Regions from separate parts of the Mus musculus genome. Here region 1 is linked to region 2. Evidence: chromatin contacts called from ENCODE Hi-C or POLR2A ChIA-PET data. All regions are on one chromosome and are shown on one strand. Each heading gives the region's core, a stretch centred on a gene start or an enhancer-like site at or near the end of the contact. The rest is flanking DNA. Distances are from core to core; before and after follow the strand shown. Region 1 holds the start of Cep170b (centrosomal protein 170B). Region 2 holds the start of Akt1 (thymoma viral proto-oncogene 1).

Region 1 (4,813 bases), core at 2,020-4,519, 48 kb after region 2:
TGCTTTCAGCTGGCTTTAAAGTCGCTAAGTCTGGGAGTCACACAGCTGGGCAGTCGGTGAGTGGTGTCTGTAACTTCAGAAGTAATTGCTCAGACCCTGAGCTGTGACATCGGTCCCCTGGCTTACTTTCCAGGGACGCAAAGGCTGTTCCTGAAAACACTGACTCTCCTCCGAATATATGTGATGGGTTGTTGGGAGTAGCTGAAAAGATTTGTTGCTTTCACCTTAATCTCTGTTTGCCCTGCAAGGAGGCTCATTGGTCCCGAGGGACCTCCCCTTTTAGCACTTGCAACAGTGTTAGCAGCTATAGTTCTCTGGTAACACCCTCCTCCTCCTTCACTACCTCACCCCATACTCCTGAGGCCTGGAGTCTTCAGGCAAAAATGATGGCAGCTGTTGACCTGCCCCAGCAAACAAGTAAGGACAGACCCCTCTTAAGGACAGACCCCCTCCCTTAGGCGCCAGCCAGAGCAGCTTGGTCTGTGGTGTCTCCTTTTCACTCAACAGCCAAGGCCCTCTGAAGCCTGGCCATTTCTCTACACACTTCCTATGTTTATTGTTTCTGAGCCTTTTAAAAGCCCCAAGAATGTGGTGACAAGTGTGTGTGTGTGTGTGTGAGTGTGTGTGTGTGTGAGTGTGTGTGTGTGTGAGTGTGTGTGTGTGTACCTGTTCATGCCTGAACTTCCAGTTCTTTTAGGTGACTACCCAGGAGAGGGATTGCAGGAGCACATGCGAATTTCAAATTTTCTGTCATTTCTGTAGTAACGGAGCCATCTTACACACAAAGGCCCCCACTTCTCCACCCCTTCCTCTGTAATTGCTCTGCTGTGTGGCAGCCATCTTGAGAGGTGTGAGGTGGTCTCTGACTTACACTTCCAGAGTGATCAGCGGTGGTGTCCATTTTCTTCATGTGCTTCTTGGCCGTGTGTGTTTGTTTTAGACATGTCTACTATGGTGGTTTGAACAGATTCATGTATTTGAATGCTTGGCCATAGGGAGTGTGGCAGAACTGTGTGGAGCTGGCTTGGAGGTTTTATAAGCTCAAGTCTAGCCAGTGTGACAATCTCCTTCTGCTGCCTGTGGATCAAGACCTAAGAACTCTCAGCTCCTTCTCCTGCACCACGGCTGCCTACATGCTGCCACGGTTCCTGCCATGACAATACAGGACTAAACCCCTGAAGCTGTAAGCCAGCCCCAGTGAAATGCTGTCCTTTGTAAGCGTGGCTGTGGTCGTGATATCTCTTCACACCAATAGAAACCAAGCTAAGACATCAAAAGTCTTTCAAGCCTGCGGTTATGTTTAGCAGGTTACTTGGTGGAAATGGTAGGTCCGCACTGGTGGGGGTTCCTTACTTGGTCTGTGTGTTCTTAGTTTGAACTAAAGGAAGCCTCTCTGCTCAGTGGCCTTAAGTGTCACCCTTACTCGATGAAGACTGAAGCTACTACTAGATCTGCTTTCTGATCCCAATGCTACTGCTCAAGTCACTCAAGCGAGCTTGACCCCTCCTCCCCTTCCAGGAAGCAGCAGCCCACTCCAACCCTGCCCTCATGTCTAAGGATACCGACCCCATGACAGTGCACAGCTGGCAGGGGCCTCAGTCAGAACCCAGGACACCATTCCTTCATCTCCCGTCCTTCACCTTGGAAGGAGCCACAACCCAGGTAAAAGTCTCAAATAGAAAAAAAAAATAATAACGTTTATAAGCATCCATTACTAAGGAGTGAGCAAGGGGTAGCTAAGCTAAGACAGCGAAGCCGCTGGGGAAAGGGCTGTTTACAGAGCCAAGAGAATGGGAGAGCCCGGCTCGGGAGTTGGGACTCAGAAACAGGACAGTCTCAGTCTACTAGGAAGAAACTGCAAAATCCCCATACAGCTCCCGGAAGCTGAGACCGGGGCTAACAACCCTGGCAAGGACAAATGGGCTAGGAAGACAGGAACGTACCCAGCCCTCCTCTTTCCAGTACCTGACAAGTCTCCTCTGCCTCCATCTCTTCCAGTTCCTGGCCTCTCCCTGGAGTCCTGGCCTCCCCCTCAAAGTACTCCCGTTTGCCCACAAAGACATCTAGAGCTCTCTCCAAGGCCTTCATCTCATCAGGTCTCAGCTGGCACAAACTTCCTGAGCCCCACTGTCCTTGGGATGACATCCAAAATTGGTCACGAGGCTACAGGTTCCTCCTCTGTCCATACCGCAAGCCAGGCTCCCCCATTTGGGCCTGTACTATAAGCTCGCACAGCCAGGCCCAACAACCTAGCACATTCTCATGCAGTTTTTCCTATCTGTCTCCTCTTGGCGGGCTTGCCTCTACTCTCGAGTTGTGTAGAACCCCTTCCACCTCCTTCTACAGGGCAGGGATGGGCAACTGTGCCCGCTGGCTTTGGAGCCTGGGCGGGGTGGATTGGGTTCACGAAGCTCCTGTACCAGCAGGATAAAGCGCACATTCCTAGGCCTGGAGTTCTGCTCTGCATTCCACTTCCGCCAAGGCCCTCACTAGTACCCTTCAACGGGAATGCAGGAATGCACTCTGAACAGTACTTTCTCCACCACTCTGCAAAGCCGCTCCGCCCCACGCTAATCCTTTCCCCCTTGGCACTAGAGGGACACCTGATACCTCCATTGTTGCACCAGGCACCAGCCAGCGGCCGGTGAGAACTTACCTCAGGAACTGGGAGAGCCTCCGGAGTTCCCCGCCCCTCCCCGTCCAGCCCACTGTGACATCCAGGTACGTTGGTGTCTTTGCCCACCATCCTGTCCCGAGCCCGTGGCCTATCCTGCAACGTCGAGGGCGCAGGAGGAAGAGACCCAGCTGGACGCACAGGCCTCTGGGATCCATCCTACTTCCTTCGCCCTGCACCCCTCCACTGGGCTGAAAGGCCAAAGGTTGGGGCTGGGAGAGCGGCTGGAGCTCGGGCTTCTGGAATGTGGTTAAATGTTAACTATTCGGCTCTGGGACAGGACGCTGGGCAGCCGTACGCCCTTTCTCGCAACCCTGGGATAGCCAGCGCCAGAGAGAAGGGGGTCTGAATGCACAGGGTGGCGGAGATGCGCCGCCCCAGGCTGGGCCGGGGACAAAGGTGATCGCCCGTTCCTGGTTGCCCGATCCGGTGCGCCGGGACGGGTGGACGGAACGGGAGGGGCCGCGCGTAACCTCTGGGGCGGCGCTGCGGAGTCCAGCTCACCTGCTGAGGCTGGCCCGCCCTAACCTGGTTTCCGGGGGGCGGGGCGTCGCGGGGCGGGGCATCACGGGGGCGGGGCGCGCCGGGGCGGAGCGTGTCGCGGCAGACGTCAGGGGACCCGCCGCGCGAGGCCGCGGTCCGGCGCTCTGCCCGTGGGCTCGGCCGGGGCTGCCGCCAGCGTGCGGGCCGCGCCGGGCATGTCCTAGGCGGCGGCCCCGCCCAGCGCTCGGCCGGGCGGGCAGAGGGCCGGGCTGGGCCGGGCAGCGTCCGGGCGGGCGAGCCGCGGGCCTGGCGGGAGCACAGGTAGGACGCAGGAGGGGCCGCGCCAGCCCTGCGCCCACGGCGGCAGGGCCTCCAGCAGGGCACCTGCGTGCCTCCAGGCCACACCGGGGCGGGCGGGGCTGGACAAAAGCGGCGGTGAGGAAGGGGCTGGGCGAGGGCCCGGCACACCTGGCCCGGCCAGCGCTTGCCGATGCTGCCCATGTCTGCGCGCGCCCGGGAGGGGCCTCCTGGCACCGGCGACAAGGCCTGGCCCCGCGCATGTCTACGCGGCCTGCCGAGCTGGTAGACCTGGGCGCCCGGTCCCCGCCCGGGCAGGGCCAGCGCTGATTCAGGATACAACGCCGCTCCCTCCCCCTCTGGGCCTGGCGCGCCTGCCCGCCTCCCGGCCTCCTCCCGGGTGCCCGGTCCCCCCTCCTTCTGCGGTCCCTCCCTCCGTCTTCCTTCTCTTCTCTCCTTTCCCTTTAGCCGCCACCGTCTCCCTGCTTTCTCTGCCTCTGGGCTGTCCGCGGCCAGGAGGGGACCTCCTCCTGTCTGCTCCTTTCAGCCACGGGGCTGCTCCCTGCCTCCCACTGTCTCTCAGCATCTGCATCGCCACCTCCTCCTTCACCTTCGGGTGGTGGCTCTTCTGCTTGGCGCGGCTGAGGGGACAAGTTTGGGGTGTTTATTATTCTCCCTCCTAGCAACGATGGCCGGGCTAAGCCTAGCCCCAAACCTCCTACAGCAAGCCCTGGCTCAGAAGCCTTTCCAAGTTGGACTGGCGGTGGCAGTGGTCACCCCATGACCAGGCTCTGGGGGTTGGCCTCCCTCTCCTCTAAGGGTGTCCCCGTGCCTGCTGTCCACAGTGAGATGATGGCAGGCAGGTGATGTCAGAGTAGGAGACATCCAGGCTGGGTGGGGCTGGGAGGCTCAGTGACGCCCTGGGTCTGGGGCCTGGGGGGGGGGGGGGCTCCCTCCACAGCCCTGACACCTTTGCCAGTAGGATTGGGTCTTTCTGAGAGTTGGGGCTATGGATACCCAGTGAGGTCCTAGAGGCTGCAAGGGCATTGAAATCTTGCCCCTTTAGCCCTTGCCTCTCAAGCTGGGCCCTAAGGAAAGGGGACCTCAGAGCAGGGTATGGGTATGTTCCTGACCACCTGGAGCTGTTTTCTGGGGAGGCAGGTTTCTTTTCTCCATCTTCCTCCTGCTTCCTGAAGGAGTGCTGTGGGCCTTCACAGATGGACAGAGCCCTGTGTTCTTGCCTGCTGCTTACCCCGAAGGGACCCGAGACCTGGGTGAGCAGCCCAGTGTTGACGTCTCTGGGCATGGCTCCTGGGAAATGCAGGACAGGGTTTGGTCCCTCAGATCACTAGTGTGACC
Region 2 (4,346 bases), core at 229-2,728:
TTGTATGAAGCTAAATGTGGAACAAAAGGGAGGCCGGCTGCTATGTGTCAAATGCCAAATGCCAAAGTAGGAAAGACCACACCTGGCCCAAGAAGGAAAGAGCCCTTCCCTCAGCAAGCAGGTGGCGACTAAAAGCCAGAACGAAAAAGATAAGCCAAGAAGAAATCCCAGCTCAGTGACTGTCAGAGTGGGTGTGGCCTGGAGGCAGAGGGCTGTACTGCAAGATCTCTCTCGGTGGATGTCCCCTACCCCCACCCAGCCCCAAGGTCTGCTGATGACAGTCAGCTGTCCAGAGCCGTGTAAAAATAAATTCATACACACGGAGTGAAGAAACACAGCCATGTTAACGCCAATGTCCACATCAAGCCGACTTAAGCATGGGACACTCTTCCCACCATGCCATGCCGTAAGGGCATATGGTTGCTATTGTTAAGTCTTAAGAGTTCAGCCCCTCTGGGACACTGGCCCGTGAGCCACACGCCCAGCTGGGGCCCCACCAAGGCGACTCGCCCTTCACTTTAGTGATGGCTCTAGGCAGTCAAGGCTAGCCACCTGGAGCAAGACCAGGGGCCTGGGGGAAGGAGGAGTTTGGCCACACAGCAGAGGCCCAAGGTTCCACCACCGCCCAACTTAGAAACCAGTCCTCTTTAGACAATTCCATCAGCTCAGCCAGTATCCCGGATCCGGGAGACCGAGTCCACGCCGTCCTCAAGGCCCCCCCCCCCCCCGGCACCTCCAGAAACCACCTAGTCCAGGAAGCAGCTTCCGGGCCCAGGAGGGTTAGCAGTCCTTTGTGGGCTAGCCTGGGCACTGTGCCACCGCGCACAACTTTCTGTCCGTGGGAAATGAGTTCTCCTTCCCAGGGCCCTCCCACCGCACGCAGGCCGCGGGGCGAGCCTTTCTCCTACCCTCGCTGGCCGAGTGCCCGGGCAGCCCCAGGCCCCAGGGCGCACCGGCCCCCACTGCGCACACCAACAGCGCCCCTCTCCCGCGACCTGGCCCCGTGGAGCGGCCACCCAAGGTCACGCAGCGGCCGCCCGCACCCTCGCCGGCGTGGGCCTCCTGCGCGACCAGCCCGGCCCCGCGCGCTCCCCGCCCAGGCCTCCGCTCGGCCACTTCCTGCTCCTACTCCGAGGCGCGGCGCGGCCGGGAACAAAGCGGGGTGGCCGCGGCCCGGAACAGGGCGCGGCGCGGGCACTCACCGGGCCGCCGCGTGCGGGCGACTGGGCCTAGCCGGGCCGCGGCCTCGGGCGCCCGCCGCTCCGCATCCCGCGGGCGGGCGCTGGGCGGGGCCGGCTGAAGGCAGCGGCGTCCGGGCGCGCGCTGCTGGCCGGATCTGGGCCGCCGCGGTGCCGGCCACAGGACGCTGCTCGGTCCGCTCCGCTGGTCCCGGACTCGCGTGCGCTGCCGCGCTGGGCCGGCCGCCCGCCGACTCGGTGCTGCCGCCGCCGCCGCCGGCCCGCCTTCTCCCCGCCCCGCGCCCGCGCCGCCCGCCCACATCCGCCTCCGCCGCCCCGGGCGCCCCCGGCGCGGCCCGCGGCCAGGGCGAGGCACCCCGTGAGCGCGAGCGCGGCCCCGCAGGCGCCGCCCTCGGGTGGCCCCGAGCCAGGGCCACGCGGGTAACGGAGCCCCGCCGCAGATCCAGAGCTCCAGCTCTGGTCTGGGTTTCCCGGTTTGTGGGACCTGGCCCTTCCCTGCCTAGCTCTCCAGACCCCAAGGAGGGAGGCCAGCGTGGGAAGTGAATCAGTTTGACTCTCAAGAGGCCCAACTGTCCCCATCTTGGGAGCCGGGAGAGACCGGTCACCGGTGTCCTAAAGGCCAGCCAACACAAGAAAGAAGGCTATTGAGGGCTCATCCAACCCAGTACTGCCTGCCACAGCAACTGATAAGGACTCCCCAGGTGACAGGGAGGACGGGAGCACACCTGGACACCCAGAGGGGGCAGATTCAGGGGTAGGACTCAGTCAGCCAAGACCTTGCTGTGGACTCAGATGGGTGAGGCTTGGGGGGCGGTTCCTTATGGTGTCCCGGAATTGAAGAGTCAAGGTGGTTCCTGCCTCTTATCCATCCTCAGTCCTTCCCCCTTCGGCCAGCCTCAGCAGTTCCTGCGCAGGGCCCCTCCCTCGTCCCAGAAGCCCGACTTGATAGTAACCCTTTTGTGAATTTACCTTCATGTGTTTGGTATTTTTAACCAGGGGGCATTTTTTGTTTTTCATACAAGGGTCAGAGTTCACCAGGAGTGTAAACAAGAGGGTAGATTTAGTAGTCCACGCTATCGCCCAGGATGGAAATCGGAGCTCCTTCTCGGGCTCCTGGGGCTGACCTGGGAAGCACACCCCACTCCCGGAGAAGAACTCACTCTCCTCTCAGCCACGCCCCATACCCTTCAGACGGGGATGGGGATGGGGGGCTCTGTTCTGTGCCCTATCTGCTGCACAGCTGCCCCAGCTCAGAGAGCCTCCAGGGCGCTAAGTCAGAGGCTCAGCAGCAGTTCTGTTCTGCTCCAGCAGTATCCCTGACCCTGAGAGTGGCCTTCAGAGGCTGAGAGTCACACAAATATCCATCACTCGCCCAGCAAACCTTCACCCCAGGCCCCCAACTCCTCCTCTCCTACTTCCCCCATCCCGTTGCTACACAGTTAGAGCCAGCAGGGCGCCCTCTTGTGGAACACAGCAATTTCTGGCTGTTCTCTAGTGACCCTTCTCACTCGGATGCTCTTCCTGGAAGCCACTGTTGGAGACAGCTCCTACCTGTGGTGAGCCCTGTTTCTATGCAGTAACCAGTCCCGCCTCCCTTCTTTGTGTCTCTATCTTCCCCCGAGTCCGGAGTGGGTTGGGGGATAGGCGACTCCTTCTGGGTCCACACTTTGGCAACACCTCTTTGGGCCTCCTAGACAGAGCCACAAGGTGAGTAAGGTCCGCCTTACTGAGACTTGCCACTGGCCTGCTCTGCAGCCATGCTCTCCAACAAAAACTGGTCCCGGGGGCTGGCGAGATGGCTCAGCGGGTAAGATGACTGCTCTTCCGAAGGTCCTGAGTTCAAATCCCAGCAACCACGTGGTGGCTCACAACCACCCGTAATGAGATCTGACGCCCCCTTCTGGTGCGTCTGAAGACAGCTACAGTACTTATGTATAATAATAAATAAATCTTCAAAAAAAAAAAAACCAAAAACCAAAAACAAACAAACCAACCTGTGGTTCCTGACCCTCTTCCCCCCTCACAGAGGTCTTCCCCCCTCTCTCACAGAGGTCTTCCTCCCTCTCATCCCTGGCAGCTTGGTAGGATGCAGGCACTATCCTGAGCTAAGAGGTCTGGGCATCAGCTACATAGTGAGATATGCTCTTGAGACAGCTCCCAAGTTAGATGGCACCCGAAATCTAGAGAGGTTCTGCCTGTAGCAGCCGGACTGTGGCTCTGTGATAGCCTCTGTCATCTATATGCCAGTAGAGAGGCATCTCGGAGTGGCAGGTGTCAGGGTTCTCAGCACAGATGGTGGACCAGTCTGAGGAATGTCCAGTGACCCTGCAGGTGTGGCTGGTCCTGCAGGCAGCAGTTTCACTGTCTTTGTACCTCACAGGTTCTCTGCCCTAAGACCTATGTAGGGTAAGTGAGAGGCGAGGCTGTGAGGCATTGCCCAACATGGAGGAAGAGGGAAAAGGGGGGCTGGTTGGTGTCAGCGTTCAACATCCAGCCATCATTTTCTCAAGAACCGTTCTGTGGCAGGCTTAGGCACACAAGCGTGGCCTGCTAAAGGAACAGGGACGCACCTTGATGGACAACCTTGGACTCTGCACAGGTCCATGCAGGATGGGTTGCAGGTCAAGAGGGATCAGGGAGGAACTCACTAAAGACGTGACCTTCAAGCAAAGGCAGGAATAAAGAGGAGAGACCGTGTCAGGGACTTTGGAAAGAACATCCCAGGACCACAGGCACATCGCCTTACGGTATGCCCTGAAGTTAATTTTCACAGGTCCCTAGAATATGCTCTGATTCCCGTGTTGCTAGTCCCCAGTAGCAGAGGTATTTATTATTAAGGGGGTAGGGCAGTGGTTCTCAACCTGTGGGTCACGACCCATTGGGGATAAAATGACCCTTTCATAGAGGTCGCCTAAGATCATCAGAAAAGCAGATGGTTCACAGGACGATTCGTAAAAGTGGCAAGATTAAATTTATGAAGTAGCGACAAAAAATAATTTTATAGTTAGGAGTCACCACAACATGAAGAACTGTATTATTAAAAGGTTGAAGCATTAGGAAGGTTGAGAACCACGGATATTGGGGCTCAGAATCATGCTAATTCTGGGAGGGGCTGAGGCAGAGGCAGGCTCCAGAGAGGGACGGTAG

The links. Hi-C counts contacts between places; a loop is a spot of excess contacts on that map. ChIA-PET counts read pairs that join two places held with the same protein, here RNA polymerase II (POLR2A).
Region 1: a loop to region 2 is called in a map of left cerebral cortex, with 3 times the contacts of the local background. The contact joins the promoter of Cep170b here to the promoter of Akt1 in region 2. A Hi-C loop is called at or near these places in 2 of 37 maps with a recorded cell type or tissue (left cerebral cortex and mouse trophoblast stem cell). POLR2A ChIA-PET finds 5 or more read pairs at or near these places in 2 of 5 experiments (Patski and embryonic stem cell).

Annotation. Positions count from the first base shown.
Region 1 is chr12:112,718,905-112,723,717 of GRCm38, forward strand. It overlaps Cep170b (centrosomal protein 170B), which reads left to right and starts at 3,270. Exons shown (of 19, transcript NM_001024602.3): 1 at 3,270-3,478. Gm46382 reads right to left here and starts at 3,262. Exons shown (of 2, transcript XM_017315329.2): 1 at 2,657-3,262.
Region 2 is chr12:112,672,798-112,677,143 of GRCm38, forward strand. Akt1 (thymoma viral proto-oncogene 1) reads right to left here and starts at 1,479. Exons shown (of 14, transcript NM_009652.3): 1 at 1,203-1,479. It overlaps Gm30150 (a long non-coding RNA gene), which reads left to right and starts at 1,679. Exons shown (of 3, transcript XR_381988.3): 1 at 1,679-1,900; 2 at 2,222-2,755; 3 at 2,894-3,173.